Linked DNA regions of Homo sapiens: region 1 is linked to region 2. A link is a loop called in an ENCODE intact Hi-C map of the cell type or tissue named here. Cell type or tissue: GM12878. All regions are shown on one strand. Links, peaks and the distances in the headings refer to the core of each region. The heading gives the core; the rest is flanking DNA.

Evidence for each region. Hi-C counts contacts between places; a loop is a spot of excess contacts. Peaks named below come from ENCODE experiments on the same cell type or tissue, not always from the same donor. Only the 100,000 strongest peaks of a DNase experiment are listed, where the experiment ranks them.
Region 1: a loop joins it to region 2, with 2.0 times the contacts of the local background. A loop is called at or near these places in 4 of 110 quality-filtered maps.

The regions. Positions count from the first base shown.
Region 1 is chr11:8,526,409-8,542,236 of GRCh38, reverse strand. The region is part of intron 1 of STK33 (serine/threonine kinase 33); the gene reads left to right. Among named protein-coding and RNA genes, the nearest start is that of STK33, 60 kb to the left of the region's middle. RefSeq lists an enhancer at 8,539-8,758. In GM12878, for the core only: a CTCF peak has its summit at 8,775; DNase peaks (open chromatin) are centred at 8,756 and 9,576; H3K4me3 peaks cover 1,120 bases; H3K27ac peaks cover 2,626 bases.
Region 2 is chr11:8,471,235-8,487,062 of GRCh38, reverse strand. STK33 (serine/threonine kinase 33) reads left to right here. Exons shown (of 16, transcript NM_001352389.2): 2 at 6,449-6,653; 3 at 9,780-9,813; 4 at 10,312-10,376; 5 at 11,997-12,382; 6 at 13,787-13,900. The coding sequence starts at 12,158. Among named protein-coding and RNA genes, the nearest start is that of STK33, 120 kb to the left of the region's middle. In GM12878, for the core only: no CTCF peak of the experiment used is centred there; a DNase peak (open chromatin) is centred at 9,152.

The DNA of each region.
Region 1 (15,828 bases), core at 5,145-13,144, 54 kb before region 2:
AGAAATATTGAAATAAAACCCTTATATTTTAAAACTAATAGTTGATTTAATCGTGATTCTGTAACATTTATGACATCCTGAATCAAAGAACCTACTATTTCTTGATCTTTTGAAAAGTACTTTGTACCTATGAGCAAATTCTTACAAAGAAACCTTCTAACGCTTATTTTTCCTCCTTTAAAAATGATCCTATTCATCTTTTGTTTTAAAGGCTCTGTAGCTTATTGGTACTGCATAAAAATTCCATTATTATAGAGACTGTTCTCTTTGCTTCTCTGCTGCATCTTCTTCTGAAGTTATGAGAGATGTGAAACATAGTCTGAAAATTCATTCAAAGCTTTAAAACTTATTATATCCAGGAGAGACAGATTTAAGATTGCTGAGGTTTCTGGTTGAAGTACTTCAAGCAGAAATCCATACTCCATTAGACTCTCTAACACTGTGACCTTAATTTTTCAGATATTTTGCTCTTTAAATTGAAAGTAGTATTTTAATACAATTTAAGTCTTTTGAAGGGGCTTGTAGTACCACAGACAGAAGTTGTGAAACATTTGAACAAATGGAAAGTAAAATAGCAACGAATTTAGGACTATATCAAAGTTTTAAATTTCAAAATATATAGTGATATAAAGATATGTATGGAACATACTTTATGCACTGGAGTTGGGGGAAAAGCTATTTAGTAAGGAGTTGTTCATACTGTACTTAAACAGAATTTCTTTCATTGGATATTTTTCTTGGCATTGCCTAAAGAGTTTCTGATTAGGAGTGGTTGTTAAGTTCTCTGAAGTTAGAAAATTTACTTTGTATAAAACCGTGGTCTGGGTGAAATGAAAGTCTACCTGGACAATAGCTACTGAGTTATCTTGCTTCAACAGATAAAGCAGGAAATGTAAAACTGTAAAACTGTATTATAGTACTGAATCACGAAACTGAGAACTATTTTTTAAAAAACCTCTTTGGAAAAGGAGAGATGAAAAGCCTCTTGTTCTTTTATTAGTAAATTAGGTCAGTTTTTAAATAATATGTTCATTGAAATATACACATTTCTCAAGTAATGATATAATTTAATTCAATTTATATTTTAAAGGCATAACATCTGAACTGAATTCTTTAGAGGTCCTTAATTGCTTCATCTATTTTCCATTGTAAAATGTTGTTTCAAACCTAAATTTAAAAAAATGTGTTATGTATATTTGAGGTTTACAGCATAATGTTATGAGATATATATATATATATATAGAGAGAGAGAGAGAGAGAGAGAGAGAGATAGTAAGATGGGTAGTATAGTGAAGCCGATTCACATATCTCATCTCACATAATTACTTTTTCATGACAAGAGCAACCAAAATTTAGTTATTTAACTAAAATGTCTAATATAATACAATTTGATTAACTTTAGTCCTCATGTTGTGTATTATCTCTAACTTGTTCACCCTACATATCTGGTATTTTGTATCCTTTGATCTGCATCTCTTTGTTTCCTCTCCCGCCCCCTGCCCATCCATGGTAGCTACTGTTTTGTGCTCTGTGTATTTGAACTCTTTTCTTTTTAAATATTCCATGTATAAGTGAGAGCCTGTGATGTTTTTCTTTCTGTGTCTGTCTTTTTTCACTTAGCATAATATCTGCTAGGTTTGTTTTGTAGCAAATGGCAGGATCTACTTCCTTTTTAAGGTTGAATAATATTCCTGTGTGTATATGCGTGTGTGTATACACACCACTGTTTCTTTTTAAAATTTTATTTGTCTTTTTTTTAAAGACTGGGTCTTGCTCTGTCACCCAGGCTAGAGTGCAGTGGTATGATCATAGCTCATTCAAACTCCTGGACTTAGGGGATCCTCCCACCTCAGCCTCCCAAGAAACTAGAACTACAAGTACACCCCGCCATACCTGGATAATTACATTTTTTTTTTTTTTGTAGAGATGGGTTATCACTATGTTGTTTGCCTGGTCTCAAACTTCTAGCCTCAAACGATCCTCCCACCTTGGCTTCTCAAACCACTGAGATTCCAGGCATGAGCTACCACACCTGGCCAACAGTTTCTTTATCCAGTCATTCACTGACAGACATTTAGGTTTTTTCATATCTTGGCTATTGTGAATAATGCGGTAATCAACATGGGAGTGCATATATATTTATGAGGTGAGCAAAAGGTCTTCTCTTTTGGGTATACACCCAGAAGAGGGATTGCTGGGTTGTATGATAGTTCTATTTTTAATTTTTTCGGGAACCTCCATACTGTTTTCCATAATGGCTGTACCAGTCTATATTCCCACCAACAGTGCGCTAAGGATTTCAGGCCTAAATTGATCATATAATCTTTCTTTCAGTTTGCGGCTCACTGAAGGGTGATACATCAAATATTATTTATTTATCTATAGAAGCTTAGCATTTACATTAGCTCCTATTTACGTACTACAGTTATGAGTTAGCTATTAAGGGTGTAATGTAACCTCACTGAGTTCCTTTATGTATATTCATGATAGTTAAATGCCAAATAAATCATATGTCTATCTTAATGCCAAGTAATTATTGCATCAGTTGCTAAGGGGCATTCTTTATGATGAAGAAGCAATTTCAGGTAGATTCTTCGAATCTTTTGCTATCCTGCTGCAATCCGAAACTATTGGGTTGTTTACTCTTATTTATTGGTGTTGGTATTTTAGGGGTGCTCCATTGTTTCAGATCAAAAGTGAACAGATTCCTACCTGTTTGTAGGACATAGCCTGTTTTTGCTGAGACTTTGGTGGTGTCGCTAGGTCAAGTATTTCATCTTCATATTGGCCAGCTGGCTTGCTCCCTTGCCTTGTTCACTGATACACTGATTCTTAAACGATCACTCATGGCCTCATCAGACCAGGGCAAGAGAGATTCATCACCTCACTGAGGGAACATTTTGAGATGCAGCACCGTGTCAGAGATTGCCTTTAAGCCCCTAGAGAAACGGGCTTGATAGCAATGTAAGTCTCTATGATAATGGGCTAGGTGAGAATCTTAATTTTTACTTCGTTTTAAATTTTTGTTTTTTAACAAAGTTATCTACAATTTTGTTTTTTCAGAAAGTCATTATTGTTTTTTTTTCTCCTTCAGAATACCTCTTCTGTAAACTTTACAGGTTGTGTAATAGTAAAATCCTTCTGGCTGGAGCTGATACTTCTTGGATAGGTTACATATCAAGGGACAAAGAGATTCTGGACAAATCTTAAATGTACAAAACCCAGTTTATATTATCAGTAATATTTGAAAACATTTCTCTTATTTTTAGACATCCTTCTTTTGTCAGAAAGGTTAATTGGCCAGATAGCAGTGGTTCATTGGCCTGTAATTATCATCTGAGACAAGCGAGTTCCGGACCCTTGACTTTTAGGAAGTCCTCCTGTTAGAAGATCATAGCTCCATATTCTTTCCCTTTTTGACATTTTAAAAAAGTAGCTGACATCCTGTTTATCGTTCATTCTTTAGAGACATGCATATGTGTGTGTGTTCATTCATTCAACAAGCATTCGTTGAGCACTAGACACATGTAGGAAAGAACACATCTTGTTAGGTTAGGTCGCTCTGCCAAATTCACGTAAAATTGCCTATCTTCTTGAGCCTTTTGTTTTTCTAAAAATATGCCTACTACTGGCTTTTTTCTTTAGTTAGTGGCAACAAAGTAATCTTTTATAATACCTATGATGATGACTAAAATGACAAGATTCACCCTAAAATTTCCCTGTATAGGAAAACAATGACATGTTTACACAAATAAAGCTACAGTAATACATTACTGGGGGCATGATGGCATACTGATTTCAACAGCATGGACTTTGGAGGCAGACGGTTTGGATTCATATTCTAGCTTTACCATTTACTAGTTGTGTGACTGCAGGCAAATTACTTAACCTCAGTTTCCTCATTTGTAAAATTCAGATAATTGTAGTGCCTACTTCATAGAGTTGTTGTAAGTATTAAATGAGTTAATATGTATAAGATACTCATTATAGTGCCTGACACATCATGCTATTTAAGTATTAGCTTTTGTTATTGTTACTCTTTTTTTTTTTTGATACTGTCTGGCTCTGCCACTGAGGCTAGAGTGCAACAGCGCATTCTTGGCTCACTGCAATCTCTGCCTCCCACGGCTGAAACCATCCTCCTAGCTCAGCCTCCTGAAAGCTTGGACTACAGGTGCACACCACCATGCCCAACTAATTTCTTGTATTTTTGGTAGAGACGAGGTTTCGCCATGTTGCCCAGTCTGGCCTTGAATGCCTCGGCTCAAGCAATCCTCCTGCCTCGGCCTCCCAAAGTGCTAGGATTACAGGCATGAGCCACCATCCTGGCTCCTATTTTTTTTTTTTACTCAAGAAAACTTCTGATTCATTAGTTACTTATCCATTTTATTTATTTTTTATTATTTTTTTAATTTTTTTTTTTTTTTGAAACAGAGTCTCGCTCTGTTCCCCAGGCTGGAGTGCAGTGGCATGATCTCGGCCCACTGCAACCTCCACCTCCCTGGTTCAGCCTCCCATATTGGCCAGGCTGGTCTTGAACTCCTGGTCTTGATCTGCCTGCCTTGGCCTCCCAAAGTGCTGGGATTACAGGCATGAGCCACAGCGCTTGGCACATGTCCATTTTAATCTCATGTTATTCTAAACAATAATGTGTACTACAGAAAATCACTTATCATACCAAAAACCAGGGAAATCTCAACTTGATTGAGAAAAGTCAGTAACAGACACCAATATTGAGATGACACAAGTGTTGGAATTATATGACAAGAACTTTAAAGCAGCCATGGTAAAAAATGCTTCAGTGAGTAATTATGAACACACTTGAAACAAAATTTAAAAAAGGCGGGGGCCAGGCATGGTGGTTTACGCCTGTAATCCCAGTACTTTGGGAGGCTGAGGTGGGAGGATCACTTGAGGCCAGGGGTTTCAGACCAGCCTAGGCCACATAGCAAGACCCTGCCAGGCATGGTGGCTCATGCCTGTAATCCTAGCACTTTGGGAGGCTGAGGTCGGCGGATCACCTGAGGTCAGGAGTTCGAGACCAGCCTGGCCAACATGGTGAAACCCCATCTCTACTAAAAATACAAAAGTTGGTCAGGTGTGGTGGCGGGTGCCTGTAATTCCAGCTACTCGGGAGGCTGATGTGGAGAATCACTTGAACCCAGGAGGCAGAGGTTGCAGTGACCCGAGATGGAGCCACTGCACTCCAGCCTGGGTGACAGAGTGAAACTCTGTCACAAAAAAAAAAAAAAAAAAAAAAAAAATCTTTTTTTTTTTTTTTTTTTTAATTAGCTGGGTATGGCAGTGCATGCCTATAGTCCTAGCTACTTGGAAGGCTGAGACAGGAGGATTGCTTGAGCCCAGGAGCTCAAGGTTGCAGTGAGCTATGATCATCATGCCATTGTACTCCAGCCTGGGCAACAGAGTGAGACCTTGTCTCTTCAAACAAACAAACAAACAACAAATAAACAACAACAAAAAAAGAAAAGAAAAAGGGACATTTCAGCATAGAAATAGAAGATATGAAGAAGAACCAAATGAAATTTTAGTAGTGAAAAATACAACAATTGAATAAAAAACTTACTAGCATTTAGGTTCAGACTTGACTAAATTCTACTTCAGTTGTTAAACAATAAAACTTCATAGCTGGTGCTTTGTATTTCCTATTGTATTACATCATGAGCACATAATGGTTTCTGGTTGTCCTACTTTTAAGTGAGGCTAATAGTGATTAATCTGTTCAGGTGGTATCAGCCTGTTCCTTCCATTGTGAAGTTCCTTGACCAATCTTCTCTTTATTCTTGGTGTTCTGAAATTTTACGGTGATTATTGAGGTGGATCTTTTAAAAAAATTAATTTTGCTCTGAAGTCTCTGGGCTCTTTCACTTTGGAAATTCATGTTCTTTTAAAAAATTTGTACAAATTTATGAGATACCTGTGAAATTCTGTTGCATGTAGATAATGTGTGCAGTAATCAAGTCAGGATATTGAAGGTGTCCATCACCTGAGTACAATACATTTTTGTTAACTATAATTACCCTACTCTGCTATCAAACATTGAATTTATTTCTTCTATCTAACTGTATGTTTGTACCCTTTAATTCAGTTCTCTTCATCCTCCCTCCTCCCCACGTTCACCCTTTCCAGTCTCTCTTCTCTACCTTTCACTCTGTACCTCCATGTGATCAAATTTTTAGCCCCCACATGTAAGTGAGAACATGCGTTATTTGCCTTTTTGTGCCTGGCTTATTTCACTTAAGATAATGACTTCCAGTTATGTCCATATTGCTGCAAAATGGTATGACTTTATTCTTTTTTATGGCCAAAGAGTATTCCATTCCAGTATTCTAGTATATATATACCACATTTTCTTTATCTATTCATCTGTTGAGGGACACTTAGGTTGATTCCATATCATTACTATTGTGAATAATGCTGCAATAAACATGTGAGTGCAAGTATCCCTTTGATATATTGGTTTCTTTTCCTTTGGGTAGATACTGAGTCGTGGGATTACTGCATTGATAGTAATTCTTTTTTAGTTTTAGTTTTTGAGAAATCTTCATACTGCTTTCCATAGTGGCTGTACTAGTTTACATTCCCACCAACAGTTTATAAGAGTTCCCTTTTCTCTACATCCTTGCCAACATCTATTATTTTTTATTTTAATAATAGCCATTCTGATTGGGGTAAGATGATATCTCATTGTGGTTTTGATTTGCATTTCTGTGATGATTAGTGATATTGAGCATTTTTTTCACATGTGTTGGCCATTTGTAGCTCTTCTTTTGAGAAATGTTTATTTATGTCCTTTGCCCACCTTTTAGTGGGACTGTCTTTTTTCCTGTTGAGTTGTTTGAGTTCCTTGTATATTCTGGATATTAGTCCCCTGTTGAATGAATAGTATGGGGAGAGGTAATGGTCTGGCTGTGTAGAACCCAGTGATACTTTTGAAATTTTTGCATTGATTGGGAGAACTTAAACCTGTAAAGTGCATTAGTAACATTTTAGAAATAAGCCCAATAACTCAGTATATGGACCATTAATGCTTCTCATACTGAGGCTTAGAAAAAATCGGAAGACAGTACCAGACACTGTGGTGACACGTTCATACCCAAGCAGTCATGGCAGAATATCCATGTTCTCTCGTCTATTTTGTATAAAGGAAATATTTTTTCCTAAGACTCATCTCTGTACCAGGCTTAGGGATGACTTTCCATACTCTCTCTCCCCTTCTCTGACGTCTTTCTAAGGTGCTTAGAGGACGTTATCATCCCAGGGGAATATTTTAACTCTTTTTATTCCTAAACATTTTACTTAGAATTTAACATTTTCCCAGAGACAGTGTGAAGTCCTTTCAATGGCAGCCTTTGATCTCCTTAAGATCTATAGGACTTTATAGGGATACACTTTCATTTATGAGTATTATAGATTGCAGTTCTCTAATTATAACAATTTCATTTTGGTGTGTCTTATGCCACTCAAAACAGTATAATGCCCACTGGAACCACAGATTTGTTTTCAATGGATGATGATTTAATATGTTACAAAGTTGAATCTAGCCATTTTTTTATGCCTTAGAACAATGAGTTCCAAATTGACCCAGACCACCTCAGTATGAAAAAATTTACCTTGACACACACACACACACACACACACACACACACAGAGAGAGAGAGAGAGAGAGAGAGAGAGAGAGAGAGAAATATATATACTTGCTGGAACAAGTTTGAAGAAATAATACCCTTATGATCAATGTTATACTCTTATACTTTCTATTCTATTTAATTTAAAAATGTGTGCCCACCAAAATGACCTATAGTTTGTAAAACATTGCAGTGTGGTTCTTCCTATTTTTGGGGAGTAGAGTGGGTTAGGCTGTGGACTGTTTTGGGACTCTGATGAATGTACTGGAATCTTTCCTCAGAAAAATGCACGTATAAACAATTTTTTTTTTTTTTGAGATGCAGTCTTGCTCTTGTTGCCCAGGCTGGAGTGCAGTGGTGCGATCTTGGCTCACTGCAAACTCTGCCTCCCGGGTTCAAGCGATTCTCCTGCCTCAGCCTCCTGAGTAGCTGGGATTACAGGCGCCTGCCACCACGCCCGGCTAATTTTTGTACTTTTAGTAGAGACGGGTTTTCACCATGTTGGCCAGGCTGGTCTTGAACTCCTGACCTCAGGTGATCCGCCCTCCTCAGCCTCCCAAAGTGCTGGAATTACAGGTGTGAGCCACTGGCTCCGGCACATATACAGTTTGAGGGCATAAACATGGACTCTGTAGTTCTGAATGCTTCCATGCTAGATACAATTTGAAGTTACCTTGCTTTGTTGATACATTTCACCCAGCATGACTGGACAAATATTATCAACTGTACAGCAGATATTCTGCCCTTCTTTCCTTTTGCTATGTATTATTAATACAGGGTTACCAGAGAAACCATGTAATAAATAAAACCACAAACAAAACCATGTAACAAATAAAACTTTATTTTACATATCAAATTCTTGGGGGTCTTTATTTTAGAATTGGAGCCACAGCTCTGTAGGAATGTTTTGGAAGACTGGCTTTTTGTTGTGAACTTCTGCCTTCCCTCCCTTTTACTTTTCATGCTTTCTCTTTCCTTTCTTAAATATTAATGGTGTTTTTTCTGTGTGCCAGGCTTTGTTCGTGCGGAACTGTAGTGGTGAGAAAAACTCCATGTCTGGGCACGCCTGGCTGATCTTCACCTCTTTCTTCTAGGACCTTCCTCTGGGGTTAGTTCTCTGGTGCCACCTTCAGTGATCTGTGTGGCAGCTCTGCTGCTCACTTCTGGCTTTACTGGGTTTTGGTATTTAACTGTTGCTTACGCACACTGGAAATTTTCACCTGCAGTTTTTCTTCTGCCTAAGGTAACAAACATGTACACATATTTTCTTGTGCCATTTTTCTTTTGCCTAGAACAACAGACTTTTTTTTCTTTTAAGTAATAATGTAAATATGCAAATCTTGAAATGTAATTTCTGCTGTTGATATACTCTGGGCCACTATTTTGGAACTAACATCATGGGAAAAGGGTGTTAATGTGCAAAAATTACCTCAAAGTTTAGAGTTAGCATCTTTGAAAGATGTTTTGACAATAAGGACATTTTCAACTGATAAAATGTTGGTTTATAGCATTTGAAACATTATTCATATTCTTTCAAGAGCAGACATCAATCTCAGAAGTCTTGTGTACAAACATGACAGAATTGGTCTGTATTATACTCTGATAAAAATCACAAAATGGTTTTATTTTTCTACTTTTTTATGAGTGTGAAACATTTGCATATTATTGCAATAACTTCCATAGCCTTTGGAGCAAAATCTGATATATTGTTTATGGTGCAGTTAAAAATGGGTGCATTACATTCATATTTTGTTGCAGTTATCCAACAGATTTTGAAAATAATCTTAAACCTTATATATTTTATAATCAGGGTTAGCAAACACACAGCATGCATGCTGCAAGTTACCCTTTCAATGTGTGTAGAAGACATCTCTAATCAATTGCAACGTTGTTTCCTGCTGAGCTTGGGCAGTCTCACATCCTCTTCAACATAGTGATTTGGTTGTTGCTTAGTGCAGATAGCCTGTGCCATGAAAACTATTTGTCATATTAGTTTTGCACCTTAACCAATGGAGCGAATATGTCAGCAGAATATCCAAAAAGTCTGCTTAAGTTTGGAAAAGGGAAAATATAATGAGGTATAATTGAGGTAGAATAAGGTAGTGGTTTAGACAGGGCACGGTAAACTTTTTGGGCAAAGGGCCAGATGGCAAGTATTTTAGGTTCTGTGGGCCATATGGTCTCTGTCATACCTACTCAACCCTGCCATTGTAGTGCAAAAGCAAAGATAGATAATAAGTGAATGAATAAACCTGTATGTATTCCAATAAAACTTTATTTATAAAAGCAAGCGACAGGCCAGATTTGGCCACTGGGCCATAGTTTGCTAACTCCTGGTTTAAATCAGTGCTACTCAAAGTGAATTGTGTGAATAAGTGATGGTAACATCACATGTGTGCATGTTACAAATGTAGATCCCTGTTCTGTACTCCGAACTTACAGAATCAGTCTGGGATGGGGCCCAGGAATGTGTGTTTATTAGCTGGTGAGGTTATTTTGAGGCTCACTAAAATTGGAAAGTCCCTGGTTTAAATAATATTACACTTCTCTTCTTTAAAAGTTTCATATACCCCAGCTGTGAAACTGCCTGATGCATTTATTTTAATGGCTGATCTTTAATCACTTTTCTTATCTCTTCTGTGGCATTTGATCTATCCAAGTTTTTTACTTCTTGGGTCATAATTGGGAATTTACATTTTGCTAGAAAATTATTTCCTCTAGGCTTCATATTTGTTGCTGTGGCGGTTTTAAAACATTTCTGCAAAATTTTTGACATTCCTATCAAGATGTGAGTTTATGCCTACTTTCCTTGGGTCTAGGCAGGCTTATGACTGCTTCAACCACTGGAAGATGGCAGAAGTGATGCTGACTTCCAAGGCTGGTTCAGAAAAGGCTATGCAGCTTTTTCCCGGTTCTGTGGGAGGCTCACTCTGGGGAACTCAACTGCCATGTAAGAAGTCTGGGTCTTCCATGCTGGAGAGCCCATATGTGAGCATCCCCATTGATAGGCCAAGCTAAGCTCCCAGCTCAGCTCCTGCCATCCGCCAGCATCTGTTGACAGCTGGTTGGCATCTTGGATAAACAGTGTAATTTGAGCTTTCACAGAGCTCCAACCCAGCTGTCATCTCAACGTAATCACATGACAAACCCAGCCTAGCTGAGCCCTGTCTGAATTCTTGACCTAAAGCATCTGTGAGCATAATAAAATAATTGTTTTAAACCACTAAGTTTTAGGGTAGTTTGTTATGCAGCATTTGTAAATAGCACGCAAAATTGCAAGTACTATTGTCTTATAATTGCCTTAGTATCTTTCTTACCTGTATTTATGAATTTTTTATACTCCTAATCATTTATATATTTTTCTCTCAGTTTCCTTTAAGCGAAGTTGGGGGGTATTTATTTTATTAATCATTTCAAAGATCAATTTTTAGATTTCTTCATTTTACAATTTGAGATGTTTAAGTTTTATTAATTGAAGCTTTACCTTTATTCATTTTTTTCTTCCTACTTTCTATGTATTTAATTGTTCCTATCCTAGTTGCTAAAAGTGAGCACTAATTTTCTTTTTCATCTTTCTTGCCTCATAAAAAATGCTTTTGAGGCTGGGTGTGGTGGCTCGCGCCTGTAATCCTAACACTTTGGGAGACTGAGGTGGGCGGATCATCTGAGGTCAGGAGCTCAAGACGAGCCTGGCCAACATGGCAAAACCCTGTCTCTACTAAAAATAGAAAAATTAGCTGGGCTTGGTGGCAGGCGCCTGTGGTCCCAGCAACTCAGAGAGGCTGAGGCACGAGAATTGCTTGAACCTGGGCGGCAGAGGTTGCAGTGAGCCGAGATTGCACCACTGCCCTCCAGCCTGGGCGACAGAGCAAGAGTCTGTCTCAAAAAATAAAATAAAATAAAAGAGAAATGCTTTTGAAGCTTGAAGCTATAAGGTTTCCTTTAAGTTTGGCTTTCACGGCATCCTATTAAGTTTGCTATGAAACATTTTCCTCTTCCTTGTCTTCTGTTTGTAATTTCAGTTTTTATATTCTTTTTATCACAGCATTTTGAAAGTGTTTCTAAATTTCCAAATAATTTTTTCTTTTTTATTCTTGGTGGTGGTGGTGGTAGATTTTTTTCCCCCTATTTTTCCAACATGTGTAATAAATACACATTTCTCCACTGGTACAAGAAAATAAAATTTCAACTATTTCCCCCACCAGGACCCTCTCTTCTTCCCTTACCAGTAAATTTCCTTTTATTTTAGAGTGCTTTTACTTCCTGTTTCCCCACCAGAGACATTTAAATGCTCTTTTGTCCGCTATCTCCCCATGTCTGACCTTAATGCTTAATACCTCCTTCCTTAATACCTAAGTGTAAAAAAAACCAGTGTGGTAATTTTTGCCTCAGACTATTATTAGGTTTTTATTACTTATTTTGCACTGATACTACACATTCTTATTCGATTTCAGGACACTGTGTGATGCTCTCCACATTCTCATCTTTGTAGATGCAAAGCCTCTCTTCCATCCTAAGGAGCAGGCAGGACTTCATACACCTTTTCCGCCCCCTCTCGCACCAGCTCATCTGGGCCAGGAAGACCAGCATGTTCATTTAAAAACATCCAGCTCTGTCTGTTTTTTGGGGGAATATACTAGTTTTCTCTTGCTCACGTAACTAATTACCACAAACTTAGTGGCTTAAAACAATATGAATGTATTATCTTATTGTTTTGGAGGTCAGAAGTCTGAAATCAGTTTCACTGGGCCAAAATGAAGGTGTCAGCATGCCTGTGTTCTTCCTCGGGGCTTTTGAAGAAAATGCATTGCCTTGCCTTTCTCAGCTTCTAGAAGCCACCTGCGATCCATGGCTTATGGTCCCTTTTTTTCATCTTTAACGAGTCTTTCTCATACTGTATCACTCTGAGACTCCTATTATAACATCTCCTACTATTACCTTTGCCCTTTTTTTCCCTCCTTATAGGGATCCTTGTGATTACTTAGGGCCCACCAGATAATCACATCAACAACAGCTTTTTGCCATGTAAGGAAACATATTCCCAGGGTCAGAGGGTGAGCTTTTTGGATATCTTAGGGGGAGGGAGGCATTATTATGTCTACCAGAGGGGCCCATAAATCTCTCAAGACCAGGCTTTTCCTAGGAACCTTGAATTCTGAATCTTGTCCTATGGCTCTTTGCCACTAGACCTCAGTATATCTTTTGACTTAGCAGAGAAAAATTTGTCTTACACTAGCTTTCTCTGTGACCCCATAAGAGCAGAGGTTCTACTCACACTCTCTAGGCCCTACCTGCCTCTGGCCCAGGAAGTAAAAGAGTTAGTTTGGAGTTAGGAGAAGCATCAGCAATTATGTTTTCAGGCTGCCATGTTCCTAGAATCTTTGTCTCTACACTGTAAATATTATTGATGAATAGATGGCCTCTTATACTAAATAGTTTTAGACTGTAGCAGAGAAAACAGTTTAATGGTTAAGAACAAGACGGAATCAGACTGTTGGGATTCAAACCCTAGTTTCGCTGTTTACTACGTATGTGACCTTGGGCAAGCCATATAGCCATACTGACTTAGTTTCCTCATCTGAAAAATGGATAATGATGCTATTATAAAAAACAGGGATAATGATAACACTAGTAATACTCACATAGTGGTATTGTAAAGATTAAATGATATTGTAATTTATAGCAAGTGTTCAGTACACTACCTGGCACATGTTATTTCCTTAAATAAACTAAAATAGGCTCATATGCAAACATTTTGGTTTGTCTTCCATGCGCCTTTTTTGGACTCACCTACTGGCACTGTATACTCCAGCCATACCACAGAATTCACCGTAAAAGCTTTGAGGTGAAAAGCGTGTGCACATGATACAAAGGGATATGGCCACAGAAGGCCAAGAGGTCTTTTTCATAACTGTCGTGAATTGACTAATGTTCCAGGTTTTGGTCTTTAGTCTTAAAGGAATATAAATATTATCTTGTCTTTATCTCAGAATATTTGGGTTCAAGATTACTGATAGATATCATTGACCTAAGGGAAGAAACTGAGGCAAAATTAATATATTTGGGCCATGGTTGAAAACTGAAGCTCAGGAGCTATAGATTGAAGTTGCCCTGAGTATATGCTTGGATTAGCAGCAGTTACCAGTGGGAAAACAAGAAGTTAGGGAGCAGTTCCTAAATTGTTTACCAATCATTTACATTGGTTCATTAAAATAACATAAGTTGTTTGGCTATACATTGTTTTTTGTATCACAAGTTCCAGGAATATGAGGATAATGGTGAAGGACAATTGTACAACTTACGGTAACTTTTTAGATACTTTATCAGCTAGTCTGGAAACTATAGGAAAGGAAAGAAAAAACAAAATGCCTTTAAACAATTACTTGCAGGCATGGGTACAGGGAACCTGAGGGAAGTCTCATGCTCCTGACTCTCTGGGCTTGATACCTTTTGCATAACTCGCATTCCTCAGACTGCTCTGAGCCACTTTTCTTTCTCAATACTAACAAAGCTCGTGAGAAATCCATGTATAACACTACCCAATGCATATTATACTTACATGGACCTGACTAGTAGATTCTCTCCCTGTAGGTAAACATCATGAAAAAACACATTACAACTAGAAGGTTGTGTATGGAATATGAAATAAGAATGGGGATAATTTATATAATTCAAATATTTAATTAGATAATCTATAGTTGCCTTTTGCATCTATTTCTATGATAGCACCATAGGGATTACCTTGTCAGAGGAAATGTAGTAGTGGAAGTGTTTTGGTAAATGGGCTGTTTCCTCTGGAAAATACTCATATAGTCATTGCTATTGTGGTTGCTTCTGTGATTTTACTGTTTCTTCTCTATGCCTCATGTCTATGGAAACTTCTTCTTAGATATAATAATTTTTCTGGTTATCTTGCTCTGGTCTAAGAGCCACCATCTGTTTACTATGTATTGTTTTGTATAAATAAACCCTCAGAAAAGCACAGTATTTTGTTTAATTCCAAGTTCTTGCCATGGGAACAGCTTACTTGTGAACTGTGCCTACTTATGTCTTCCACCCCAACCCTCTTTTCTTCCTGGGGAAATACCTTGGGATACTGTTAAAAAAAAAAACAAAAACTCACTTCTTGTGAAACATAACAGCAAACAGAGAAATGTACAAAGCAAAAATGTACAGGTTGGTGATTTATCACAAAGCGAACACTCATGTAACCCATCACTCAGATCAATAATAGAACATTGTCAACATGCCAGAAGCCCTGCCTCAGGGCCCAGCCAGTTTGTATAGCTTTCTTTCCCTCTATCTTTTAGAATTTGGCTGGGCACAATTGCTCATGCCTGTAAGCCCAGCACTTTGGGAGGTCAAGGTGGGCGGATCATTTGAGGTCAGGACTTCTAGACCAGCCTGGCCAAGATGGTGAAAACCCGTCCGTTCCTATGAAAAATACTATATATATATATATGTTAGCTGGGCATTGTGGCGGGCACCTGTAATCCCAGGCTGAGGCAGGAGAATTGCATGAACCCCGGAGGCGGAGTTTGCAGTGAGCCGAGATTATGTCATTGCACGCCAGCCTGGGCAACAAGAGTGAGACTCAATCTCAAAAAAAAAAAAAAAAAGAGGAAATCTCTGTCTTTACTTTTACAATAATTACCTGTTTTCTTTTTTCCATCTAGGTATGTGTCTCTAGTTTTACCTTTTTTTTTTAACATATAAACAGAATCTTACAGTATCTATATTTTTGTCTGGGTTTTTTTTTTTTGCTCAGTATCATTTGTAATATTCATCAATGATGTCACATATAACTAGTTATTTTCTTTTTGTGTGTGTGTGTGTTTTTAGTGTATATATCTTACACATCTTGCATTAGATTTATACCTAGGTATTTGATAATTTTGATAACTAGTTGTTTTCAAACATGCAGAATAATAAGCCATTGAATGAATATACCATCGTATTCATCCAGCTGTTGATGGCCATTTGGGTTGTCTCCAGGTTTTTATTGCTATGAATTATCCTGCTCTGAACATTCAGGTACATGTATTTTGGAGCACATCTGCAGACTTTTAAGTTGGGAACATACTTAAGAGAGAAATTTTTGAGTTATAAGATATGCGTATATTTAACTTTAATAGATAATAGATAATGCTAAATAGTCTTCCAAAGCAGTTGTACCAAATAA
Region 2 (15,828 bases), core at 4,384-12,383:
CAACTCCATTTTGGTGTAATTAAGACAAAGCAAACTTGGCACATCCCAAACTGAACTGGTTATTTTACTCCAGATCTGTTCTTCCTCCTGTCTTTACTGTCTCAGTAAATGGCTGCTATCTATCTCAGTTTTCAATGTATTGACTTTTCTCTTTCCCTCATCAGGTCATAACTGATTAGTTACCAAGTTCTATCACTATACATCTTAAATACCTCTAGAATTTGTCTACTTTTCCCATCCCTGATTCTGCTTTCCTAGTTAAGGCCACAATTTCATCTTGCTTAAAACAATTGTAATGATTTGCTGCTTTACATCTCCTGCCTTGTCCTGCCTTCTATACATTCTCTATACTGAAGGTAGAATGTGCTTTCCAAAAAGCACATCTTATTATGTCATTCTCTCACCTGATAAACAGTGACTAACAACATAAACACCATCTCTGCCTTCAGGGAGCTTTGGGTATAGTGAAGGATACAGACAAGGAGGTGACCAAGTACAATTCAGAGTATGATATAGTAAGTGTACATAGGAGAGGCAGAGACTCAACCAAGACTCAAGATTTTAAGAGAATTTCAGGGGAGATGATGTCTAAGCTAAGATTTGCAGGAAGAGTAGGAATTATACAGATGAAGAGAGGAATGGGAAAGAGTGTTCCAGGCTGAGAGTACACATAAGAAGGCCTAGAGAAAGCACTGGATTCCAGGAAATGAAAGAAGTTCTGTATGTTGGCAAATTTTGTTAAGGAAGTAGTATGAGTTAAGCCTGAAGAAGTAAGCTGAGACCATATCACACAGGCTCCTGTATGTCATGTTAAGGGATCACTTTAATCTCAGTGCTTTTGGGAGCCACTGAAGTGGTTTTTGTTGGGAAGAAATATGATCAGATTTGCATATTAGAAAGAGTATTCTGGCTAGAGTATGGAGAAAGCTTTGAGAGTATGGAGATCAGATGGCTTAGTTGGAGTCAGGTTGACCAGTTAGGAAACTCTTGCAGTAATCCAGGCAAGAGATGATAGTGGTGTGGACTAGGATTGTGATATTTGGAATAGAGAAAACTGATGGATTTGAGAAGTGTTTTAGAAATAGAATGGACTTGTCAATGTTGAATGTGGAGACTGAGGGAGAGGGAGAAGCTAAACAAAATTGTTTGCATTATTTAGTTAATAAAGCTATCTATTTCAATAGCTATTTAGAACATAAAGCTATTATATGTTTTCAAGTATGTACATATATTACTGACGAGAAAGTAGTGTTTTGTAGTTTTCTTTGAAAAATTATGCCTGATGTAAGTCTAATGACTTAAGCTCCACTAAGTAGAGTTTACTGTTCATTTGGCAAAAGCTATACAGCCAATGACTGAGTCAACTTATTTATTTCTGTGAGCCTAGCCTTGTATTTCCTATTGAGATTCAGTGATTAAACTGGTCAACTTTATAGTCAACTTTTTCTTTTCTGTTATAAGCATAAAGCTACATGAAATTGTTGCTGTTAGTTTTCCAAGGCTACACAAAGATGTTTCTACTCTGGACTTTTCACAATAAAGCAACCAATAGAACATTTTTGCAATTTTCTGTTTGTAGTATAGTGGAATATCTGACTAAAGTCCTGCTGATTTTAGGTTCAGTTTGACTTGGTCACTTTTTAATAAGACAAATTTATGTCTACATGACTTTTGTTATCTGGTTAAAAAGTGTGCTTTGAAACAACGTTCTTTGAATTTGAAGGCCTGTGTAAAAGTATATAATTTTATCACTAATACATGAAAAGAGAATCACTTACAATTTTTGCAGAAGAGGTCTGGAAACTCATATTTTTAGACTTTATATTCTTCTGCATGGACTTTTTGGAAATTATAAACTTATAACCTCTACTTCCCAAATTATTCTGGTATTTGTTAAATGGCTATGTGGTTGGATACAGTATTGTTCAACAAAAGTAGCTTTCAGTTTAATTTTAATCAGAATCATCAATGTATTTTTATTTTAGGAAATAAAGGAAAACAATATTATTTTTTCAAATGTTACAGAAGACATTTTTAATCTTCATTTTTAAAGGGACATGATGATTTCCTTTTAGAAGAGAAAAATCCCTTGGCTCCAAAAGAGAAATCCTCTCTCTTCTCAGTTGCCTTTAAAATCTTGAACCTGTCAGTGAAATTGTATAATCTACTAATAACATGCCTAAGGCTTATTGCCTTTTCTTGGGCAACAGAATCACCAATTGATGTGCTCTATCGATTTTAATCACACTGTTTTTATAGTTCCATTGCAAGGTTTCAAAAACTCACCAAATAAATCTGTGGATACAGATGCCTCCTTTCTCTGAAAACCTAATCATATATATACTATTCCTTCTCAATCAGTTGTTAAGGTATAATATAGTCAAATAATTTTTATTTGATAGACTTTGGTCTTGGCTAAATTAAAATGTTCTCTTTGCTATTCAGCATTTACATATTTAAATTATACAATTCTTATAAATGTGGTATCTGAGTGCCTTGTAGCATTCAGAATTTAGCATGACAAGTTGCTCGTAGGCTATTCCATCAAGACATTCCCACTACAGCTCAGCTGCAAACATCTAGAGCAAGCTCCCGTAGGGTTGTATTTTAAGCTAGCTGTGAGCTAATTATATGGCAATTTGTATCTTAGAATCCATGTAGAACAATATTTGGAGCATTAGGTTGAGAGATTATGACTGCTAAAATAATTTCCTGATGCTGTCATGCATCGGGTTTTGACAGTTGCACAACAGTAATAAAGCCTCCATTTATTAGGAGCTTAAAACATATCAGGACTTTACATACATGATACCTTATCCCTAAAACAAATCTGCCATTCAGATATATACACACCATCTATACATGTTGCATATGTGGGGGCTGAGACAACATAGGTTACTAGGGAGGAATTTGAGTGTTGGTCTGACAGTAAAGCTTGGGTTCTTTCTACTTTAGCATGAGTACAAACATTTCGTTTTAAGTTTGTGTACATGAAAAATAGATGTAAAATTGTCTCAGAAGACTTTTGAGATTTTAATGTTGAATAACTGTTTAGAAACTTGGGGTCTTTAGACTCTCAAATGGTAGAACATTCATGTTCTATTTCTTAAAATTGATATAGCTTTATTGGCAATAGTACTGAATTTGGAGTAGGGGCATTTGTGTGTATATATGTATAAAATAAAGAACTTAATATTTCATTGTGGAAGTTACAGTGAGAAGCATCCTTTGGTATTTTTTGTAATTTTGGCACTCATTAGAAATAAGCCATTTATTCTGTCACGTTGAAACACTGACTATAGTGAATTTGTCACTAAATTTTAATATGTTCGTTCGGCAGTAGATTTTGATTGATTGTACTGGCTGGAGCCTATTCTTGATGCTCTTTAGCTTTACAGTTTATATTTTCAGCAGACATTGATGCCCTGTGCCCCCTCCATTGCAGAGTTTCAATTGCTTGCTGAAGAGTTAGTGTTGAATTTGGTGGCCACTCTCTGTTCACTAAAACCTGTGTCTGATTAGGGTCAGTTTTGGAAGTGCCCACCTAAGACTATTCCATTACAGTAGCCTTTTCTTTTTTGCAGCTCTTCAGTACAAGAGCCTCATGTCCCACTCCACCCCATCCATCTTTTGTGCCTATTCTTCAGTGAAAATACTCTTATTTAACCCGAATCTTTTCTGAAAGTGCTTCTTCTCACTTCTCATCCCAGGAGAGAGACTCGACTTTCTCTCTCCTATTTTTCTTGCCTTCAAATTGAAACCACCTCCTTCCATTCATCTGGAACCACAGGTTCTGGGCCCTTGCATGTGCTGGTGTCTCTACTTGGAGAACCTTTCCTTGACGTGTTCACAGGTGAACTCTAACTCATTCCTTGTGACTTAGTTTGAGTATTACCTTCCCCATGAAACTTTCCCTCAGCAAGTGAGTAATAATGATTTTTAAAGCAATAATATGTGTCAGACAAAGTACTAGAAACTTTACAAGTGTTATATAGTTAGTCCTCACAACAATTACATAAGATAGTTGCTGCTGGCCGGGTGCGTTGGCTCACTTCTGTAATCCCAGCACTTTGGGAGGCCGAGGCAGGCAGATTATGAGGTCAGGAGATCGAAACCATCCTGGCTAACATGGTGAAATCCCCATCTCTACTAAAAATACAAAAAAATTAGCTGGGCGTGGTGGTGGGCGCCTGTAGTCCCAGCTACTCGGGAGGCTGAGGCAGGAGAATGGCGTGAACCCGGGAGGTGGAGCTTGCAGTGAGCCGAGATCACGCCACTGCACTCCAGCCTGGGTGACAGATCGAGACTCTGTCTCAAAAAAATAAATAAATAAATAAATAAAAAATAAAAATAAAAAAGATAGTTACTGCTGTTATCTTTGCTTTACATACAGGGGAACTGAGCTAATAAGGGATAGGAGTAGAATTCAAACCCTGGTATCTCTCATTCTAAAAATTGTATGTGTCCCACTGGATCATGTTACTTCCTGGGCCACTCCATCTTTTGTATCACTTTTATACTTTGTTCATATTTATTATCATTATCGTAATCATTATGAGTGAAACCTATGCCTTCATAATCTCTTTATCCATAATTCAGTCCTTAGTATATCACAGGTATTAAAGTGTGTGCTGGATATATACATAAACTATTAGATGGCTGGATTCTCATTTGGCCTGTTCTCTTGGACCTCTGATGCTCTTTGCTGGACTCCTAACTGCCCTCTAGATGCTCTTACTGGTCAGACTTATAGAAAACTTGCCATTAAGTGCCTTTTCTTATTGGGTAGTTCTGGTGCCACATGCACTCTTCTCTTCTTTCCTGTTTTGCTGAATTTAACAGCCATGGCACATTTATTCCTCAGCTGTGACATTCTAAATGCTTTTGTTCTGGCTACGAGTCTGGGATTTGTGTGCTGTGGATAACTGGCTCATCACTGGGATCAAAGGAAACAGGCTCTCCCAGAAAACAAGCATTCTTACTTGAAATTACGTGGCTGGGGAGCCTGGAAAGTTATCTTATGTCTCACATGAATCTTTTTGGTCTTAGCTATGATTTACACGCTTTATTATGAAAGAAAAACAAACCAGTTATTGTTAGTTACTCTGTCTGCAAAAATATTGATATTTTGTTGAATATGAAGATATTAATAATAATGTTTATTATGACCAATGCCTATAGATGTTGGGGAGTAGGTAAGGCCAGGAGAAGCCCTTGGGTTTGACAATATGGTCCATCACCAAAATAAATACTTATGTGTTTATATCCTTCTAGACTCCTGAAAACCAAAAATGTTGTCTAGAACATAAGATGGGGGTGCAGTTATAGCATCTTGTCTGATAGGAAGCCTTTCAGAATCAGGTGGAAATTTAGCCTGGCTGGAGTCAGGCTAGGTGTAGGGGTTTTGAAGTTTTGCTCTGAAAGGAAAGCTACAAGATGGAGTGAGGACTGCATTATGGTGGAGGTGCAGTTTTTGGCCTTGGAGACTCCACAGATACATTCAGACTTCTTTTACATGTCAGGTCATTGTCTGCCTTATGCTGGGTACTTGCCTTGTTTATTGTATTTGTAAGCTCCAAAACACTGTTTCCATCAATCAGTTAATGACTTTCAGTCAATAATCCTTACTTAATGGACGTCTTTTGCTGGACATAAATGGCAATGTAAATAGGACATGGTTCCTGCCCTGGAGGGGCTCACAGTTCAGAGTAGTTTTTGTTGTTGTTTCTGTTTTATTAAATTAATATTATTTCTGCTAAAACTTGAAGACAGGGATTTTGGAATCTGTTGTTGGTGTTTTGTTGTAGACTGTTTGGAGTTGTCAAGTTTGCAGAGGTCTGGCTATAAGGGGAAAGTTGCCTGGACCCTTCGATTGTGCTTTCAACCCTTGAAAGTGATCTTGAGGATCAGAGTGCCTTTCCTCATGTGGAATGAAACATCCAAGTCAGAATGTTACATCACACATTTCCTCAGCTAACTACCTAGTTTCCTGGAAAGTTGCTGGCTTTGGACAGCTCCTCTCTCTCGGTACTCTTGAGAATGTTTGACGTAGAGGACAGGCACTCTGACTATGGAATTTTACATTAATATATTTATTAGTGAAAAAGTTTTAATTGGTGCTTGATAGTCAAAGCTAGCAGACTTCCCAGATTTACTCTCAAATTCCTGATCTTATTGATCTTTTGCTTATTGGATTAAGATTCCTGAGTATGAGGAGACTATTTTCTTTTCAGCTTCCTGGATGGAGCACAGCAGAGCCTTCCTGTTTGGATCCTTAGAGTGGTTTTACTTCTTCAAGAATCTATTGAATTTTTTGTCTGCCTTAGCTACATGTGGGCCCCCTTGCTCGCTCTTAGACCTATTCTCTGATTTCATGAAGGGGAAGGCGGGATTATTTCCTTTTTCTTACAATATTTTTTCTTCTATTTTTTATCTTTTTCTTTTCTAGGCAGGGCCACTACTTCTCAGCACATCCGGCCTTCTGGCTCATCTCCTCCCTGCATCTCACTACGCCCCTCCCCACTCCAGGGTAAATTCCAATAATGCTGCTCTGTTCCAGATGGAGTTCATGTTGACTGAGGTGAATTTTAGGGCTGTAACTGGTTTGGTCTGATCTGGATCCCCATTATAATATTGAAATCTCTACAGTGGAGGTGAGGAACACTGCCACTTCTGTTCCTTTAAATGTCTGCTACATCTCAGATGATCGTTGGGAGTGATTCATCTTCATATAATTTTAGGGCTAGAAGGAACCTCAATACGTCCTAGTCTGTGCTTAAATTCCCCCATTGCTTCCCTTCTTCCACCTGATGCTCCAGCCTCTACTCAAACACTTGTAGTCCCTGAGATAGTCTTTCCTTTTATCTTTGACAGCTGTAAATGTCAGGAAGCCCTTTATATTAGATGGAAATCGGCACCCACTGTCTCTTCAAATCACGTAGAAGTCTAATCCCATATGCCTAATCCTCTTCAGAAATGTGAAGAGAGCTCTCACATTCCCTTTGAGATATCTCTTCTCCATATGATCCCCTCATTTCTTTGACGACTTTTCCAATATTCCTGCCTGTTTTTCTAACTAAATGATTTGTGATTCTGGCTCTTTTCCACAAAATCAACACTCAAAAATTTTCATTGAGTGCCTATTATGTATAAGGAAGGGCCTGTGCTGGAGAAAGGTCCTTGGCTTCTGGTTGCTTATTTTTTTATTTGTTATTTTTTTTGAGACAGAGTCTTACTCTGTCACCCAGGCTAGAGTGCAGTGGTGCGATCTCAGCTCACTGCAACCTCTGCCTCCTGGGTTCAAACGATTTTCCAACCTCAGCCTCCTGAGTAGCTGGGACTACAGGAGCACACCACCACGACTGGCTAATTTTTGTATTTTTTGTAGAGACGGGGTTTCACCATATTGGCCAGGCTGATCTCGAACTCCTGACTGCAAGTGATCGGCCTGCCTCCGCCTCCCAAAGTGTTGGGGTTATAGGCGTGAACCACTGTGCCTGGCCAGCTTCTGGTTGCTTATAATGGAGAGGGAGAAAAGACTGATATCAACAGGGAAGAATCAGGGAGAGGGTTTCCTGGTTTATCCACTGTCTCTAAACTGCAATTTCTGTTCTCGCTTTTTTTTTTTTTTTGAGACGGAGTCTAGCTCTGTTGCCAGGCTGGAGTGCAGTGGCATGATCTTGGCTCACTGCAATCTCCGCCTTCTGGGTTCAAGCGATTCTCCTGCCTCAGCCTCCCTAGTAGCCGGGATTACAGGTGCATGCCACCACACCCAGCTAATTTTTGTATTTTTAGTAGAGATGGGGTTTCTCTACTAAAACCCCAGGTTGGTCAGGATGTTGGCCAGGATGGTCTCGATCTGACCTTGTGATCCACCCGCCTCAGCCTGCCAAAGTGCTGGGATTACAGGCGTGAGCCACCGCACCCGGCCTCTGTTCTCGCTTTTAACTGTCAGTATAGGGGCCACATTTAAGACTGTCCTTCCGTATTACTGCTTAATCAGTGAGGAACATCATGCAAATTAAAATAGAAAGGAAAAGTTAATAGTAAACATCACTCAAACATTTAAAAAAATTCTGAAATAATGTGAATTTTAAATATACTGTAAATCCTTTTATAAGACAATACAGACTCATTTTCCTAATCATGCCCTTAATGAAAAGAATAAACAAGTGCTAGTCTTCCTTAAAATATAGCAATATCATCTAGAAAACTCACTGGGCCCTTCTTTAGGCTTTGTAAACATGTTACTAAAGCAGTCAGTCATTTGGCTTGGTCTGCAGAATGTCAGACAATTCGTAAGTTTTTTTTTTTTTCCCCTTTACTTGAATAAAACACATTTTGACTGAATTGACTATTTAGGTTTCTTGTAGACACAGTCTTAGCAAAGAAAACTAAAAAAATTGCTTTTGGAGAAGAAAATTATAGCTAGTTATATCTTATAAAACCATTCTTGTGTTCATTTTCTTGAGGAAATTGCTGTAAGTGTATCTTCTAGGGCCAATATGTAAAAGACCTTTTTATGATTAAATTAAAGCCCAGGGATTTTCATTATCAGAATTGTTTTATTGACTTGCCTTAGTTCTAAAAATAAAATGAAAACCTTAAGCCAAAGGAAGGCTCATGTATTAGTTAAGTACTGACATAATTTGAACTTATTTTATTTGCTTATATTATGTCCAGTACCTATGTATGTCCAATCTTTGGAGACACAAAGAAACATTATTGTATTAGAAGATTCTTTGGTTTTTGTAATACATATTTTTATATCTAAAGTCCTGTTTAAACATAATTCCATGATTCTATAGAAAAAGAGCTATTAATCTTTGTGTTTACATAAGTTTGCAATACTTGATTAATTTTAAGCCTCTAAAATATGAGTGACATCATTTGTCCTGTGAAATAGTAGATTTGTTTTAGTAACAAATCTTTCAGATCAATTCGTAAATGAGAAAGAAATAAATGTGAGTAAACATTTGTTCTATCTTGGTTTTTGTTTAAACTAAAATAATTAGAATTCAGCCAGCCAAAAAGAAGTTAAATTTGAAATCTAATTCTTGTCAAGAAATTTTGCATGCAGCTATTCAACCTGTTGTTTTAGAATTGCTGTGGTAAGAAAGTAGAACATTATTTTGGCAAATATAGCACTTGGTAGACTGGAGAGCAAAAATGAAACTTCTCAGTGAGTAATAGAAAGAAATCCTATGCTTTATGCATATAGCTACCAAGTACTTCTAAGGCAACTGATAAATTAGAAGACTGGAGCGAGAAAGTACTCAGAAGTCTGTGACAATGTCAGTGATATGATAATGACTTATTGAAAAATTGATGAAAATTAAAGGAAATGCTTTCTGAACAAAGCTAAGAAAAGAATAGCTGTTTTTAGATCCCCCAAAATCTATCTTAAAATGAAAATTTTAATATTTAAAGATTCCATTGAAAATTTGTGAATATATATATTTGTAAACCTTGAAGGATATGGTAAGTATGCTTTTAGGAGTACTGTTTATCATGAAAGAACTCAGCTGCAGTTAAATAAACCTGTACGTTACGAATACTTCTTACAATTTCTTATAAAAAGTACCATAAAATCAATATTCTTAATGTATGCAAAAAATGATGTTTTACACATCTGACATGGGACTTCTCTACACCTCAGAGAGAAAGCACTATTTTTCCCAAACAGAAAGCCTATCATTTGCAGATCTACTCCACTGCTCTGAGTCATTGATGGTTATGGGTTTTATATTTAACCTGAAATGCAAAACATTTTCTTCTAGGCCTGAAGTTAAATCATTTTGGAAAGTGATACAGGTACATTCTGAATTTTCTTTGTCTTGCTACATATTCTTGAAAAACCAGGTTAAGTGTTTATAAGAGATGTGTATGTGTGTGTGTGTGTGTGTGTGTGTGTGTGTGTGTGTATTTTGAGTGGCATCAGTTGCATTCTTTTCTTCCTCTGCCTGTCTGGAGGGCACTTTTAATGTACCTGTCCTCATACTCTCCATTATGAGTTTTAATCACAATAGAAATTTTTTTCCCACCACTTTGATGAAAGGTCATATTTATTGGGCAGACTTATCTATTCTATTTAATAATCTTATAATATACTATATACATTACCTGGGGTAAATGTAAGTACAGCATTTAGGATTTTAAAATCTATTTACAAATGAGACTGACCTGTAAATCCCCCTTTTGGGGAATACTACTATGGTCAGATTTTGGTTATTTTAAGTGAATAAAATGAACCGGATGGCTTTGCATGCTCTGAAACCATTTATATAAGAATCATCTGTTCAATAAAAGTAGGAGAGGACTCTGCTATGAAACTTCCTGAGTGAAATGATAAGTGGCATGAAGAAAAACAAAGCAAGGTAAGGGGGGAGAGGGCATGGGCTTGTTGTTTTAGATGAGGTGGTTAGGAAAGCCTTTCAAATGAGCAGAAGCCACAGTGAAGCATGGGAGCAGACCGTGTGAATGTTTGAGGGAAGAGCATCCCAGGCAGAGGAAGCAGAAGGGCAAAGCCTTGAGAAGGGAGTATACTTGGCATATTAGAGGAGCAGCAAGAGGCTACTGTATCTGAGAGAAAGGAGATATGAAAGCTGAGAGGTAGTGAAGAGTACGTTTATTTGGGACCGTATAGGCAAAATTCAACAAAATTTCTTTGTCATTTCTGTTTCTTAAGCTTACTCTTTAATTATGTTTTTCTATCTTTTAGATTTGACTGCACACTTAGTATATTTTTATCCTTTCTCCTCTGATTTTAATAAAGGTTTAAGAATATAAATTTTCTTTTAAGTGCAGCTTTGCCTGCATTCTGTTAAGCTTAATGGCCATAAGTCACATGGCTACCCCTAATCTAAAAGAGAAGCCCGGAAATGTAGGATGTTAATGAGCACATTGCTGCCCCAAAGAAGATCAGGATTCTGTTAGTAAGAAAGAATGAGAGGACAACTTTTAGGTAAACTACTAGCAATATCTTTTATAAAATCGTATGAGCCTGGCAGATTTTCCTGCCAATCACAATAGATAAGGATTTGATAAAAGCACAGCTTTCTGATTAGAAAACCAGGTATTTCTTTAATGAAATAAATATATTTAATTTCCTATTCTAGTCAAGTTTATTCCAGTTCAAAGGATAACAGTATATTGCATATATCCCCAGGTTTATCAATCTATGACTACAGAATCTACTTTTAAAGACTGTCTGAAATGGTATAGCATAAAACCATAATAATGTACTCCCAATTACTTCTGGAAGTTTCTCAAAGTACTCCTTTATATGTACTGCAGAGTGTATTTTTCTTCCTCCTCAACTGAGATCTTTCCAACTTGCCACCATGCAGCTGCCAATGGTCCTAGTTAAGTAAAATGCTGCCATACCTATTTTAGACTCAGGGAAAAATAGCACCCACTCATTTTTATTTTTGCTCAATATAAAAATGAGGATACTTATGAGGATACTTAAACTTTTAGGATTAGCTAGTTTTCTAAAAATCGAATTATTCACTCCTTTGTAAAGTATGTAATAGGAATTTGCTCTAATAATCAATAGATTAAGGTTTAAAATTTGAAACCATAGTAATGTATGTTTAACACCAATATTTTAAGCCTTTTTAAAAACCACAACCCACATTAAGAAATACATTTCATACTGTGATCAAGTACACACGCACACACACACTCTATACATATATGTCTGTCCAATTAAAAGTTTCACAGAAATTTCCAAGGAGGTATGCTAAATATTATCTCTTTGATTCTACTTTATTTTTAAAAAGTGGTATCAACCCACAAAATGGATTTCATAACCCACTACGCAGTTTGATAAGATGCTGTTTTAGACCATGCTTTTCACCAGTTTTGTGGTCCTATTTTGTCCTTTTCATGTCTATACAGGATGCTTCTAGTGCTAGTTGCTAGCTTTTCTCTGATTTCCAGGATGGTAATAGGTTAAGAATTTCTCTAAATGGTTATTTCTTTTCTTTCTGCAGCTCTCACGTGTGAATATGTGTCTAGTGCATCCTTAACCTGAGGACTTCACCAGTTCGAAATTACAGTTTTCACCATCAACTACCTTATCCTTTTTGGCCTGGTTTTCTTCCTCAAACAGTGGAAACATTTTTAAAGTTGCTTTTGTTGCAGAGTTAAACAAATGGCTGATAGTGGCTTAGATAAAAAATCCACAAAATGCCCCGACTGTTCATCTGCTTCTCAGAAAGATGTACTTTGTGTATGTTCCAGCAAAACAAGGGTTCCTCCAGTTTTGGTGGTGGAAATGTCACAGACATCAAGCATTGGTAGTGCAGAATCTTTAATTTCACTGGAGAGAAAAAAAGAAAAAAATATCAACAGAGATATAACCTCCAGGAAAGATTTGGTAAATATCAAAGATTCCACATCTAAGCACAAGTTGACATCCCGTTCCCTAATGGTACTCCTAGCTTCATCCATATCCCATGAGTTCTTGTTAGCTAATTCATTGCCTTCATAACTATTAAACATTTCTTTCTCACAGAAGAGGTGAGTAAATTTGGTTAGTAACTTGTTATATGATGTTTCAAACCACTGCCCAAATTAATTATTTCTCAGGACATGAGGTAATTAAACACGTTATACCAACTTCTTTTTTTAATGGTTTATACAGAAATGAATTGGTTTTCAAGTTGAATTAAATCTGAATTTTTGAGTATTTTCTTCAACTGATGGAGAATTAGATTTATAGTTGTGGTTAAGTAAAGGGTAGTTATGGCTTTGTTATTTAAGTTGTGGTTGTCTAGGTGGAATATCAACTATACTTTACAAAATCAGTTTGCATTAGTTACAAATAATCTATGGCTACCCAATTGTACTGATTTCGATGTATTCATCATTTTTTTTTTTTTGAATTGGAGTTTTGCTCTTGTTGCCCTGGCTGGAGTGCAATGGCACAATCTCAGCTCATCACAACCTCTGCCTCCTAGGTTCAAGTGATTTTCCTAGCTCAACCTCCTGAGTAGCTGAGATTACAGGAATGCACCACCATGCCCAGCTAATTTTTTTGTATTTTTAGTAGAGAGGGGGTTTCTCCATGTTGGTCAGGCTGGTCTTGAACTCCCGACCTCAGGTGATCCACCCACCTTGGCCTCCCAAAGTGCTGGGATTACAGGCATGAGCCACCGTGCCCAGCCATATTCATCTTTATATAGAATAGGCAGTGTGTAAGATTGTGGTTGATACAGCACAACTTTGGAGACAGAGCAATAAGCCTAAGAAAAGTCAGGTTCCCATTCCTCAAAATTTTGCCTTCTTCATATGTTCTCCCTTGACTGTTATTTCTGATTTGTATTATCATATAGTTACTGCCATATGGATGTATCTGAGTGAGTTGTTACTATGTTATTTTCACTCAAAGCATATTTTTGAGTGGCCAATAATTTACTTATAAGCTGTTTGATAATGGTTGTTAAATTGTGAAAGGAGAGTGATTGAGAAAGCTATAAAGTTGCTTTCTTTGATTTCAGAGAATCACTAGGTAAGCTTTGATGAATCTGCTATGCTGGTTATCATGTAGACTTTCCTGGATTCAGGGGATTGGATTGAATATCTTCTTAAGGTCTCCTTTAGCCTAATGAGCCAATGAATTGCATAGGGCTTAGAATTTGAAAAAGACAGTAAACAATCTTGTGCATAGTAAACATGGCACACGTTAAAGAGTTATCAGATTATCTAAATTAGGATTCTTTGTCAACAAAGAATATTACATCTTAAAGTTTTTTTTTTTTAATTTTTTTTTTGGTCCCAGCCCTCAAGAACCTCAAATGTAGAGAGAAAAGCATCTCAGCAACAATGGGGTCGGGGCAACTTTACAGAAGGAAAAGTTCCTCACATAAGGATTGAGAATGGAGCTGCTATTGAGGTATATAGAAAGCAAATGAAGCTACTGTGAACTTTCAGGTTTCTTCTAAGTCAATGGTTAATAGGAAAAATGATTGAAAAATAAATCTCTAAGGAAAGGAAGTAAAGAAAAGAGGAAATGTACCATTTTCAAGTATGTTAACATTTTTACTAAAGAAAATACAGATTAATTATCTTCTGTTTATGGAGGACCAAGTGGATTTTAATTAAAGTGGAGAACATTTTCATTAGCTAAAATGAGGATAGTTTCATCTTCAGGTCTTGGCCGTTGCTGAAAGCAATAGTGGAGTCTTTGTTTAGACCTTTTCATGATGCAGAGATGGACCAGGTAATTTTAGTTTGGCTGTTCACTTCCTTGATAGTGAGGCCAGAATCTCCCTCATGAGCTCCTCCATCTTTTCCATCCTGCGATTGGATAAATACCAATACTATTTTTCCAGGATTCAAATTATTATATAAAATAAGAATTAAATGTTAGAACAATAAAAAAATTAAAATGTGTGTTTTTAACATTAAAGAAACTGCAATAAGAACAACCACAACAAGAAGAAAATTGTGTTAATATTACCATTTAAATTGCTTTGGGGCACCACAAATTGCACCCATATAAGATGGTATACTTAATAAATGTATATGTTCTGATTGCTCAGCTGACTGACCACTCTTCATCTCTCTCCCTCTCCTTGGGCCTCCCTAGTCCCTGATACACAAAAATATTGAAATTAGGCCAATTAATAATCCTACAGTGGTTCAAGTGAAAGGGAGAGTTGCATGTCTTTCACTTTAAATCAAAAGCTAGAAATGATCAAGCCTGATGTCAAAACTTGTTTTAAAAGATATTTGGCAACTTACTTGAAATGATTAGAAAAGCTGCCTGGCCTGAAAAACTCTGACACACACACACACAAGTTTACCAAGTTTTAAATTTAGTCTTGGGCCAGGCATGATGGCTCATGCCTGTAATCTCAGCATTTTGAAAGGCTGAGGAAGGAGGATCACTTGAGGCCAAGAGTTTGAGACCAGACTGGGCAACATAGCAAAACTCCTTCTCTAAAAAAATTTTTAAAAAATTAGCAGGATATAGAGGCATTCGGCTGTAGTCCTGGCTACTGTGGGGTGCTGAGATGTGAGTATCACTTGAGCCCAGAAGTTTGAGGCTGCAGTGAGCTATGATCATACCACTGCATTCTAGCCTGGGCGACAGAGTGAGACCTTGTCTCCAAAAACAGTAAAATAAATAAATAATAAATTTAGTCTTAAGAGCTTTTATAAAAGCAAAATATGTTCATTGTGAAAAATTAGGCAAATATAAGTGTGGAGAAAATAAAAATTATCAACCAGATATAACCAATTTAAAAATTATTAACTTCACTTTTTCTATGCATGTACTAGTTTTATTTTATTTTTCTTTAACATTTTTCCTGTTTTAAATTAGAGGATATTTCAAATATATATACATATTTTAAAGAAGTAACTTTAACTTGGTATAGTTGAAGTTGAAGCTTCTATTCCCCCATAAAATATACTCATTTTAAATATTTTAAACATTTCAGAAGAGTATAAAGAAGGAAATTACAAGCATCCACAATTCTATTACCCTTACATAGCTACTATTAATATTTAGATGAACATTTTCACAGATATCCATGTAAGCACCTCCTCACACACACATTGTCATAATGAAATCATATCTTATATGCTTTTCACACTGTACACTATGTCATGGACTTCTTCTGTGTCAGTAAAAATAGATCTACATTATCATTTTAATAACATCCTTACACAATTATTAGAAATAAGAAACTGTTTTCTCCTTCATCACTATGTGTTAATATCAAAGCAGTTAGTTGAAGAAAGTGATTAGTTTGTAAAAAACTAGTTGGCCATTTCTCATTTTAGAATTCCTATTTAAACAGTATTGAATACTGT